Linked DNA regions of Homo sapiens: region 1 is linked to region 2. Evidence: chromatin contacts called from ENCODE Hi-C or POLR2A ChIA-PET data. All regions are on one chromosome and are shown on one strand. The core of a region is the stretch at or near the end of the contact, and the rest is flanking DNA. Distances in the headings are between cores, read along the strand shown.

Region 1 (6,202 bases), core at 629-3,128, 140 kb after region 2:
TCTTATACAGAGCGTTTGAACATAGAAAGGCATGAGCAGTTGTTTGTTTGCTTGTTTGTTTGTTTCTTAAGTTTTAAGTTCAGGGGTACATGTGCAGGTCTGTTGATAGGTAAACATGGGGGTTTGTTGTTCCGTGACATTAAGTACATTCACATTGTTGTGCAATCAACTCTACCATCCTTCTCTAGAACTCTTGTTTATTTCTTTTTTTTCTATTTAACTTTTATTTTAAGTTCAAGAGTACATGTGCATGTTTGTTTCATAGGTAAACTTGCGTCATGGGGGTTCGTTGTGCAGATTATTTTGTTACCCAGGTATTAAGCCTAGTACCCACAGTTATTTTTCCTGATCCTCTTCCTCCTCCCACCCTCCACCCTCTGATGGGCCCCAGTGTGTACTGTTTCCCTCTATGTGTCCATGTGTTCTCATCATTTAGCTCCCATTATAAATGAGAACATGCAGTACTTGGTTTTCTGTTCTTACATTACTTTGCTAAGGATAATGGCCTCCAGCTCCATCCATATTCCTACAAAGGACATGATTTCATTCATTTTCATGGTTGTATAGTATTCCATGGTGCATATGTACCAGATTTTCTTTACTCATTCTACCATTGATGGGCATTTAGGCTGATTTCATATCTTTGCTATTGTGAACAGTGCTGCAGCAAGCATACATGTTCATGTGTCTTTATAATAGAACAATTTATATTCCTTTGGGTATGTACCCAGTAAAGGGATTGCTGGGTGAAATGGTATTTTTATTTTTAGGTCTTTGAGGAAACCTTGGACTGTTTTCTATAATGGCTGAACTAATTTACACTACCACCAACAATGTATAAGCATTCCTTTCTCTCCACAACCTCCCCAGCATCTGTTATTTTTTGACTTTTTTGTAATAGCAATTCTGACTGGTGTGACATGGTATCTCATTGTGGTTTTGATTTGCATCTATAACCAATTGTTTTAAGACAAACCAGGTACATTAATTCTTTAGTCAGTTTCCAAAGCATTGGCTTGATATGTCTGGATAGTCTAAAATACATATTATTGTGTCTCAAGGAATCTAAAACCCACTAATTCTGTTATGGCAGAACCATAATTCTATGCGCATGCTTAAGAGGCTTATTTTTTACATTGTGTTCTCCAGTTTTTTTCCTCAATTTATGGCAAATTTTTTTGCAAATTGAGTATTGAAAATAACAGCTAGTGGGGAGCTCTGGAGGAAGAACAGCTGTTTTTAAACATCTATGAGAAAACAAAATGCCAAACACACTTACGACAATTTTGAGTCAAAAGGGTAGCTGAGTGAATTGATAGCTTTGTCATCTGTTCAATGAATATTTATAGAATGACTTTTAAATAAATATAGCAAAAGGAAGCTAGTGAGTTACAGATAAGGAAATAAAGAAGAGCTTGCAATGTATCTGGGAAGATATATACCAGCATGAAAATGTCATCTGAGTGGCTTCCAAGATGGCCGAATAGGAACAGCTCCGGTCTGCAGCTCCCAGTGTGATTGACCCAGAAGACAGGTGATTTCTGCATTTCCAACTGAAGTACCTGGTTCATCTCACTGGGACTGGTTGGACAGTGGATGCAGCCCGCGGAGGGTGAGCCAAAGCAGGGTGGGGCGTCACATCACCGGGGAAGCACACGGGTCAGGGGATTTCCCTTTCCTAGCCAAGGGAAGCTGTGACAAACTGTACTTGGAGGAATGGAACACTGCTGACCAAATACTGTGCTTTTCCCACAGTCTTAGCAACCGGTAGACCAGGGGATTCCCTCCCGTGCCTGGCTTGGCAGGTCCCACGCCTACGGAGCCTTGCTCGCTGCTAGCGCAGCAGTCTGAGATCAACCTGCGAGGCTGCAGCCTGGCAGGGGGAGGGGCATTCACCATTGCTGAGGCTTAAATAGGTAAACAAAGTGGCCGGGAAGCTCAAACGGGGCAGAGCCCACGGCAGCTCAGCAAGGCCTACTGCTTCACTAGACTCCACCTCTGTGGGCAGGGCATAGCTGAACAAAAGGCAGCAGACAACTTCCGCAGACTTAAACATCCCTGTCTGACAGGTGTGCAGAGAGCAGTGGTTCTCCCAGCACAGTGTTCGAGCTCCAATAACAGTCTCCTCAAGTGGGTCTCTGAACCCCCTGTAGCCTGACTGGGAGACACCTGCCAGAGACAAGATTAGAGAAAAAAGAGTGAAAAGAAATGAACAAAGCCTCCAAGACATATTGGACTATGTGAAAAGACCAAATGAAAAGACCAAATCTACGTTTGATTGGTGTACCTGAAATTGATGGGGAGAATGGAACCAAGTTAGAAAACACTCTTCAAGATATTAGCCAGTAGAACTTTCCCAACCTAGCAAGGCAGGCCAACTTTCAAATTCAGGAAATACAGAGAGTACCACAAAGATACTCCTCAAAAACAACAATCCCAAGACACAATTTAATTGTCAGATTCACCAGTGTTGAAATGAAGGAAAAAATCTTAAGGGCAGCCAGAGAGAAAGGTTGGGTTACCCACAAAGGGAAGCCCATCAGACTAACAGCAGATCTCTCGGCAGAAACCCTACAAGCCAGATGAGAGTGGGGGCCAATATTCAACATTCTTAAAAAAAAGAATTTTCAACCAAGAATTTCATATCCAGCCAAACTAAGCTTCATAAGTGAAGGAGAAAATGTCATCTGTCACCGACAATGAATGCGATATGTTAAGTGAACAGCAGAGTCAGTAATTTCTATAGGTGAGAAGAAAGATTACATGAGATTTAGAGTGACAGGAAAAAATTCATAGGAAATAAAAAAAAAAACCTGGCCTTGACTTGGGTGACAGGTAGACTTTGGCCAGGTGAAAAGGAAGGGAAGGAGAAATATTTTTGAGAGGAGCACTAATGAAAAAAAAAAGATGCAGAGGTAGAAATTGTTAATTCATTCAAAATAGGGATCATTAAGTTATTATAATGTCCAAGATGCTATGATAACTTTCATGGATACAAAATTGAATTAACCATACTCCGTACCCTTACAGAGTGCACATCTAGTTAGAGGACACAATTATAACTACCAGTACTACAGTACAGGTTCTCCAAAGTGAGGGGCAGACTTTCCAGGAAATGTGGAAGATGATCTTTTGGTACACAGAATAAAATAATAGATTTTCCAGTTACATTGTTTTTTAATTTTTATCATTTTAAATTTGTATATGTTTTATGTATAAAATGCAGTACTATATAGTATGCTTACATAATTTAAAAATAAGAATACATATTTTAGTGATGAGTGCTCAGAAATATTTGCTGATAATAGAGCAAGACCAAAAACTACTGTCATGGACTGGATGTCCAGGTCATGTTACACATGCCACACTGGTAGTGTAAAAAAATCCTCTGAGAGCCAGACTCCTGAAGTGGGGGAACATCCACAGGGTGCTGGAGGAGAGGGTGAGGAGGAAGGGATGGAGAGCAATGGATATAGATCAGAGACTGGGACGACATTTAGAAGGTCATGAGTAGCTTAATCTCACAAAAGCCTACAGGTCTTATAGATGATATGCGACTACTAAACCAGGCTGCCTTTCTGACAGTGCAAAGATAAATTGTCATCTGTAGAGGAGTCAGTCATACCTCATTCAAAAATGCTGTAGAAATTGTAGCTAGATAATTAGCCCATAAGAAGGCCAATTTTTTTTTACAAGTTCTTTGATTCTAAACTAGGTATAAGAGTCCCACCCGTTACCGTAAGTTAAACCTTCATGATTCATATCCTTTTGAAGCTTCTATCCACAAACTGTAATATTCTCTATTCAAGAAAGAAGACTTCCATTAAGAAACCCATAAGGCTGAAGTCCTCTAGCCTGTTACTTCCAAATAAGCTACACTCTGAACAGAAGACACTGCCAAGGTTAAATCATTCCTACTGTCTACCAAAGCCCCCTTAACTTGTCAGAGAAAAGACTACACACACATTAATGCTCAATCTTTATACTCAATTTAGCTCTTCTCCAGTAGAAAGTCAAGTTCCTTGTTTCTCTGATTTAGCCCTGATATGAATATGGATGAAAATCAATTTACAAAACACTGCATCCAAGCCCAGAGGAAACACTGCTAAATACCTTTATTTTGTTACTCTGAAATATGAGAAGCGCTAGAAATAAACCCTAGTGACAGAAGGAGCTCATATAGTTGGAGATGCCATTGTATGGCAGAACATCATAGGATTACTGTAATTATGTTGCACTAATATACTACTGAGTTTTAGGACACAGAAACAAATCCATGTCACTTGTGGCTGCTGTTTTGCATAGTTGCTAATGTATTAAATTTATTCTATTTATTGTGTTTTAATTTTAACCATAACCTACAGGCCTCATAAGTACAATTAGAATACAGACTATCACTAAAGAGAAGATTGTTTTATCAGCTACAATCCAATGAGATTCTACTGGCTGCCAGAGAAGAAAAGAAATTCCTCTTCTAAGTAGGCTACTAATTAGCTGTGACCTCAGTAAGCAAAATGCCAACAGAAAGAGAAAACTTCAGATTATTCTAGAAAGAGCCCGTGAATTTCCAGGGTCTTCCATGAAAGGACAATATTTCCTAAAATCAGTGAAATGGTAATAAATCTCTGGCCATCACTGTAACATGGCTAAAACTTTTCCACACATAAGTCTAAGAGTTCTGCTAAGACTCTTCACCATTGCACCCAATGAAGAGCACTCTGAGTGTCATCAGAGTTTCCTGTAAGAATGGAAGTTGTTCCAGTGGACTGATTCCATTTCTCAATGTCAAACTAGAGTGAACTAGTAAAACCACAATGGAGAAAGTAGAGAATAGCACAAACTCTAGAGTTCAGAGCTGAATCAGAGATGCTTCAAATTGGTTATGTAAAATGGGACCCTATAATTAGAAAAAACATACAGCTAGAAGGGTTATTTAATCCAAATTAAACAAAGTGAATCATCTTTCAAGTTTAGCTAGTTAGCATTCTCTATAGATGTAAATTTTAAAAAAATAAGAAAAAAATACATACATTTCTAAATGCTTTTACCATATTGACCCCAGAAATAAGATCTGGAAAGAGCCATTCATTCTTTCCCTCAATTTAAATATCACTTTTGCTTCATTTATCACCTGCTGAAATTTCTTAAATGTCTTCCACTAAGTGATAACATAGGAATCCATTACTGCTTCTCAAAGAGAGCCAGACCACCCTAATAATCCACTAGAGGATTCAGAAGTTATGTTTAATCAAATGTATGCTCATCTGGAAAAGTTCTGAGTTCTGCATTAGAGCACATAATAAATAATAGGCTAGAATTTGGCATTTTTCTTAGTGGAGTTTTAATACTGTAATTTCCTTTTTCCTTCTAGCCTCAAAGCAGTTTCTTATACTATAGGATGACAATCTAGGTTTGAGGGCTACAACTTTCTAAGCTAGTTGCACAATTACTAGCTATTTCAAAAGAGCCATAATTTATATTAACTAAGAAGGAGGAACAGATGAATTGATAGATGAGAGTAGAGATGGATGATTAAATCTGATGAGAAGCAAGACAGGTTGTGCTCTTAACCAGCAGATGAACACCCAAAAACTCATTATGTACATACCAATGATTGTAATTGTTAATAATGTGTATTTGACAACAAATAATCATTCAGCCTTAATTTTTTCCTGTTAAGATAAAACTTAACCCCCACTTAAATGGAACATATCAGAAACATAGAGTGGTTTAAAATTTCCAAAAATACATCCCCCAGACACCATCGTGTGGGGAATTATATTATAACTAGTTCACGGGAAAATGTAATGTCCTCTCAGCTATGGGATGATAAAAAAATCCAATGTAGGCTATTAATAGTAAATGTGTACTGTACATGGAATCTACGAGCTGAAAATATCTTTGGAGGTAATCTAGTCTAAAGTCCCACCCAGTGCAGGAATTCCCAGTAAAACATCCTGGACAGATGGTTATCCTGTCTGTCTACACCTACCAGTGATCAGGAAATATCTTAGAAGGCAACTCATTCAGGGCGGAACAGTTTCAATTTTTGCAAAATTTTCTTTTTAGTGAGATGTGCTGCTTTGTAACTCGTTGGTTACCTACCAGGGTACTAAATCTGTGAAAATGTTTTTTAAGAGACCCTGGCTCATAAAATCATAGTGATTGCCACTTTCTTTCAAGTATACTTTACCCATTAGAT
Region 2 (6,149 bases), core at 48-2,547:
TAGGTGTAGCAGAGATGGTTAGCTATTCCCTAATATATGTTCTCTCTCTCTCTCCTCTAACATAGAAATTGTAGTGTGACAAAGGCTACCAGACTGACTAAAACATCTCCTAGCCTCGTTTGCAGCTAGCTGTGATCAAGCAATAAAGCTCTGTCAATGGGGTGTGAGCAGAAACACAACTTGCAGATGATGCTCTTGCAAGGAAGGAAAATTCTCTCCCCTTCACCTTCCCTCCTTCCCATTGCCTGGAATACAGACACAGTGGTAAGACATCTTGGAACATTTGGATGGGAAACACCCTACACATGGCAGAGCACTAAAACAAAAGGAACCTGGAGCCTCTGTCCTCTTGCTGTCACCATTCAAGTCCTGGACTGCAAATATACAGACTGTCACATCAGAAAAAACTTCCCGTCTTGTTAGAGCCACTCCTATTTGGCATGTTTATTGAAGAAATGAACTGGTATTCTAATGAATGGAGGAATGAGAAGATCCGAGTGAGGGATTAGAAAGATGCTATTGGTGATGGTAGAGAAAAGAAAATAGAGCCAGATAAATTAGGAGGGAGATCACCTAGCTGCCAAGTAATGGGTTATTTTTCAGAGGTTTTGAATGTTGGCAAATCTTTAAGTCTTACCTGGTCTGTGGACTCTTACAAGAAGTTTGAATTCCATAGTCAAATTAGGAACACACTGACTTAAACATAATTCTTTATTATAGGTAGTACAAGTGTTTTCAGCACTAAAAGATTTTATGCCTCTTAAAAGAGAGGGCTGAAAATAAAGTATTCCTCATACTTATCTGAAAATGAGACCTTTCATCTAAAACTAGTGTTCATGGCCACTAGAGGACACATGATCCAATGCCTATGGGATTTAAAGACGTCTCCCAGCCCTCTTAGAAATTTGTAACCTGCAGTAACACCCAAATAGTCAACAAAGCAATTCACAAAGGTATTTGTCAGATAGGATGAAATAGACATGTGTGCATGACACATACACACCCTTTTCCAAACCAGAGCCAAAAGTTGCAGATACACCAGAAACCATGCGGTATCAATTTTCCCCTCTAAAGAGTTCAGCTTTGTTTTTGTTCCAAGGTGTGAATGAATAGCACAAGGACTGAAAAGGATAACAGTTCCTACCTTGATTCCACTTGAAGATCTTCATGAAGAAAGTCCTTGCTGGAACCTGAGCAGACTGAATACTAATTTCTCTTAGCAAGACATTACACTGCATGGTGGATGGCCTTCTTGCTCAGGAAGTTCATGACAATCCAAGAGGCAAAATGAAAGGAGGCAGAACAGAGCATGTAAAGTCAGAATCTTGTGACTTTGGCCCTGAGAGTGTTTGATCTGGCAGGAACTATTTTCCATGAGTAACCGAGTCCTGTATAGCACTTATGGGATCAAATGGCAGTATAAATTGGATCAACAGTTAATGTCTTAATTCTCTCCATGACCAATGTGAGGAAAAGTAATTCTATTTAAATCCTTCATAGAAAAATACTTCATGCAGAATCCTGGGGGGAAAAGAATTAAAAATTGTGATCTCATGTCAAATATTCCTGCAGTTTTCTCAACAGTACAGTTAATCCTTTGGGCTGGCAAAAGCAGGTTTTCTTTCATTATTTTGGTCTGTATTGGCAACGAAGTTATTAGGTGCAAAAGAAACACACACAGAGATGTCACACCACACTTGACACTGTCACTGTGGTGACAAGGTTTTCTCCAGCTGTCAGTGTCAGAAGGATTTCATTCTGTTTGATGCCACACGGTTTTGTGGTGAGAAGTGGCAGGCAAGCCCTTTTATTCCTTGTAATGTCTTCATTAATAATAGCAGTCATCAATTACCAGAGAAAAGGAGTACAAAATAAATTGTAAACATTATAACCTGGGGTCTTTATGGAGGATCTTTTATATTGTTTCATGGAATTGGAGGTGAATTCAGCAATAGGATTTTTGAACTCTGGAAAGATAGGGGGAAGCTTCCATTTCTTATATGCATGTTGGTCACATAAGACATCAGTCTGTGTGCACAGTTTCCTCATTTTCTTCAATGGTCTGGGTCATTACTTACCCAACAATCTGAAAAAAAAGTACAAATTATGTGTCTAAGTCTATACAATGAGAAGGTGACTTCTTTTTAAGAGCCATGAGAACTTCTCAGAATAAGAATCTCTTTTACAAACCAGTGGAAATCTATCAATCTTAGTTTGGGGGATACCAGGTAAGGTTTCTTCTTTGTAGGGTTTCTGGAGCTTTTAATGAGATGATGCATTCTGTGAAGCTTTAAGGGAAAAAGAAAATATACAGTTTCCTGAGTTTGTTTCATCACAGAAACATTTGTTATGGGCCTAGATAGTTCCATGAAACCTCTATTTTGGAAAGGCTAAAGGAATTAGTTAATCCATTAGCTTTTATATCTAATAAGCACATACTGTGCCTACAAAGAAACAAAAGTTTTCAAGAAACGCCCTCTTAACCTGGCAGTCGGACCAAAGTCCACATTCTTGGTGAGGAAGTTAGGCCTAACAATGTTTTAGCAGAGATATAATTTGATCCTTGGGACTATTTAAGAATACAGCAGTAAAAGTTGCTTACTTTGAGCTGTGGCAGAGATGGGCTGCAGGATTTGTGCAATTCTCATCTCACTGGTTGGAATTCTCTTCTCTCCTATTTGAGAAAATACAGTGTGAAAAAGTCACGTTCCTGCAAGGGTAGAACTCACAGTCTCTAAAATATGACCTAGTGATTCAAAAAGATTGGTACTTTGCTGTTTGACAACATTTTTCAGTGAACCATCACACTTTAAAATAGCCCTGTATAGAGCCCTGACTCCAAGGATCCTGAAAGTATCCCAGAGAGGCTTTTACCATTGGTGGGTGTGTGTGTGCAGGCGTGCATGTGCAAATTCACCCACATGTACAGGCTCTGGATTAGAGGCCGGGAGGAGAATCCAGAGAAGGAAAAACAGACCACACCTCCCCGAAGTCTTCAAAGCTGGTAAGAATTCCCAAGACAGCAGTTCTTTTGAAGCTCCCCACATGCCGTTTTATGGGTTTTTGGTTTTCAAATTAACATAGACTATGAACACCAGGATTTAGCCTCATGGATTTTTGCCCTATGCTATAGAGAAGTCTTCACTTGGCATCTTGGTTTACTGCCTGTGGGAAAATATGACAGGCAATTATAATGTCCTTTTAGTTATAAGCTGAAGTAGGAGTAATATTTTAAAAATATATAAAGCAAATATAGAGGCAGCTTAGCATAGCAGTTAAGAATAGAGATTCTAGAACCATTTTGCCTGAGTTTGAACCCAAATTCTGTGCCCTTGGGCAAATCATTTAAATGTGCTATGCCTCAGCTTCCTTGTCAGTAAAATGGGTCTGATTACAGAACCCCCCGCAGACTGTCATAGGGTTACGTGAGTTCATATCTGGAAAGCTCTTAGAATAGTGCCTGATACTTAATAAATGTTTATTACATTTTAAAATATTTTTAAATATGGTTTTCAGCCAGGCACGGTGGCTCATGCCTGTTATCCCAGCACTTTGGGAGGCCAAGGTGGGTGGATCACCTGAGGTCAGGAGTTCAAGACAAGCCTGGCCAACATGGCAAAACCCCATCTCAACCAAAAATACAAAAATTAGCTGGGTGTTGTGGTGCACACCTGTAGTCCCAGCTAGTCAAGAGGCTGAGGCAGGAAAATCTCTTGAACCCGGGAGATGGAGGTTGCAATGAGCCAAGACCGCACCACTGCACTCCAGGCTGGGTGACAGAGTGAGACTCCGTCTGAAAAAATAAATATGGTTTTCATTTTCTCTCTTGTATTTCATAACACTCAGAAGTTATTCCACTGGACACTCCAGGGAAAGCTGGCAAGTCACTGCCACCCGGGAAAAGCAGTAGCTATGGGGCTAGGAAAGTGTTGGCCACAGTGGAAGAAGAAGCAGGCCCATGGTGGACTTCAGGAGAACTAGGAGGAAGCTGGCATGGATGGGTGTTACAGATGGACCCTCCTTTCAATAGGAGAATTCCTGGAAGGGTGGTAGAGGTGGCTGGTTACAAGCAAAGCAGAGAGCGGAGTAGGTTCCTTATTTCCAGTTGGGGACTGTGGGAAGAGTCTCACAGATGCCCCTCTTTCCCTCACATCAACATTGATGGGCTCCATCAGAGTAACCTTTGCAGCAGTTGCATGCTTAGGCCAAAGGAGGCCTATATTTAGTTCTCCCAATTCTTCCTCCACTCTCTTGGGTATCCTGACATTCTGGGCCCCTGTGGAGGACATGCAGAGGTTAGATAACAGCGCTAGGGGAAGTTTACTAGGGATGTTACTGTGGTGAGATTAAACAGGCAGACCCTGTGGCTGAGGGCTACAGGCCAGATTACCTGAGCCTGGATTCGGTAGGTACAGCCATAGCCACAGATGCCTCTTGAAGAGAGCAGAGGAAAGGGACATTTGAGGATGGAATGTCCAAAAAAAAAAAAAAAAAAGATAGACTGAGTTACATAAAAAGTCTTTCAATTATTTTATGCAACAGAGTTTACAACAGACTGGATTATCAGACACAGAGGGGTAGGTGGTGTGAGGAATATCAGGTAAGCTATAGAAAAACAGAAAAATTACATTTTTTTCTGCTAATCTAAGGTTAGCGTAGTTTACATAATTCCACAACAGAAACATTTATTCAAAAGATGACTATTAATAGCATGCAAAGTTGTACTAGATGCTTGGAGGGATAGAAACTGGAGATAGATAAGGATCTTGCCTTAAGCGTTGTGTAAGAAAAACAAAGCTCAGCACAGGAAGAGCTTGCTGAGCTTAGGTTTGTCATATTGAATTTGAAATGGTTGAACCTCATGTGAAGGTACCCAGGAAAGAATTGGGAATGTAAGGTTGGAGCTCAGAAGGAGAGAAGAGAGATGAAGTTATTTGAGAGGACATCCACTTAGAGGGAACGACTAAAGCTTGCCAAAGAGAGTTGAGAAGAGTAAAAGTTCTATTCATTTATTCAATGAACATGCACCACCCTCTTCTTGGTTCAGGTATAGCAATCAGTGTCAGGAAGGAAGAGTCTGGAAGTGGCCACGGTATTGTCCAAAGAAGGATCTAGAGTGTCAGTTTATTGTGACCTTATGTGGCAGAGACCACTTGGGGTGGCCAATTGCCAAGTTCTCTTTTTCCCAAGCATCTGGCTCAACCACATTTTCCAGTTTTCCTCAGCTTGGAGTGGCCATGTGATGAAATTCTGTCCAGGAGCACAAGGGTGTTTGCGATATGGGCCACTTGCCATATCCATTCCCTTTTATCTTCTACATGAAAGCAAAATTGCTTTTATTTCCACATGATTTCCAGCTTAGTAAAGAAGACACAATGAGGAGGTAGGACTGAATTACTACAAAGTCCTCACCCACCCTGTAAGGACTGGAATGTAAGGACATGAGTGAGAAATAAGCCTTTATTATTAAACCACTAGGATACTAGGATGTAGGCTGTTTGTTTTAGATGCTAGTGTTGTTTTGTTTTGTTTTGTTTTTTGAGACAAGGTCGTTCTCTGTTGTTCAGGCTGGACTGCAGTGGTGTGATCTCGGCTCACTGCAACCTCCGCCTCCTGGGTTCAAGCGATTCTCCTGCCTCAGCCTTCCAAGTAGCTGGGATTACAGGTGCCTGCCACCACGCCCAGCTCATTTTTGTATTTTTAGTAGACACAGGGTTTCACCATGTTGGCCAGGCTGCTTTCGAACTCCTGACCTCAAGTGGTCTGCCCACCCTGGCCTCCCAAAGTGTTGGGATTACAGGCGTGAGCCACGGCGCCCAGCTCAGGTGCTAGTATTACTATTTACCTAATAAATACAAACCAAGATCGATTTAACTCACTAGTTTACACTAAGCAAAACCCAAAGGAGACTGGGATGGCTACCAGAATGACAGCTTATTGATTGAATTTGACAAATGTATCTGTCATTCAGACCAGAAATTCTCATACTGACATGCTCCAAGCCTTCTCTGGTTGTTGTCAGACTGCTCGGGAGCCAAACAATCCAAAGCCACTTTGTGCACTGGCCATGAGCAATCACTGCTCAAGGACTGGAAACACGTAGAATCCATGCACTTATCGTATTCTTGTTCAGTGGGAGATCCAGATGG

What was found. Hi-C counts contacts between places; a loop is a spot of excess contacts on that map. ChIA-PET counts read pairs that join two places held with the same protein, here RNA polymerase II (POLR2A). Pooled maps may share reads with other maps.
Region 1: a map of heart left ventricle shows a loop between it and region 2 (2.3-fold over the local background). The contact joins the enhancer-like site here to the promoter of LINC01479 in region 2. A Hi-C loop is called at or near these places in 10 of 168 maps with a recorded cell type or tissue (CD4-positive, alpha-beta memory T cell, Right ventricle myocardium inferior, chondrocyte and 4 more) and 10 of 50 pooled maps. POLR2A ChIA-PET finds 5 or more read pairs at or near these places in 2 of 52 experiments (OCI-LY7 and WTC11).

The regions. Positions count from the first base shown.
Region 1 is chr12:67,788,032-67,794,233 of GRCh38, reverse strand. No RefSeq gene overlaps it. Among named protein-coding and RNA genes, the nearest start is that of LINC02421, 62 kb to the right of the region's middle. Within about 2 kb of position 1,878, at least 2 of the 41 ENCODE cell types and tissues checked have a DNase peak (open chromatin) inside an H3K27ac peak, as active enhancers do.
Region 2 is chr12:67,924,383-67,930,531 of GRCh38, reverse strand. LINC01479 (long intergenic non-protein coding RNA 1479) reads right to left here and starts at 1,297. Exons shown (of 3, transcript NR_120456.1): 1 at 1,145-1,297.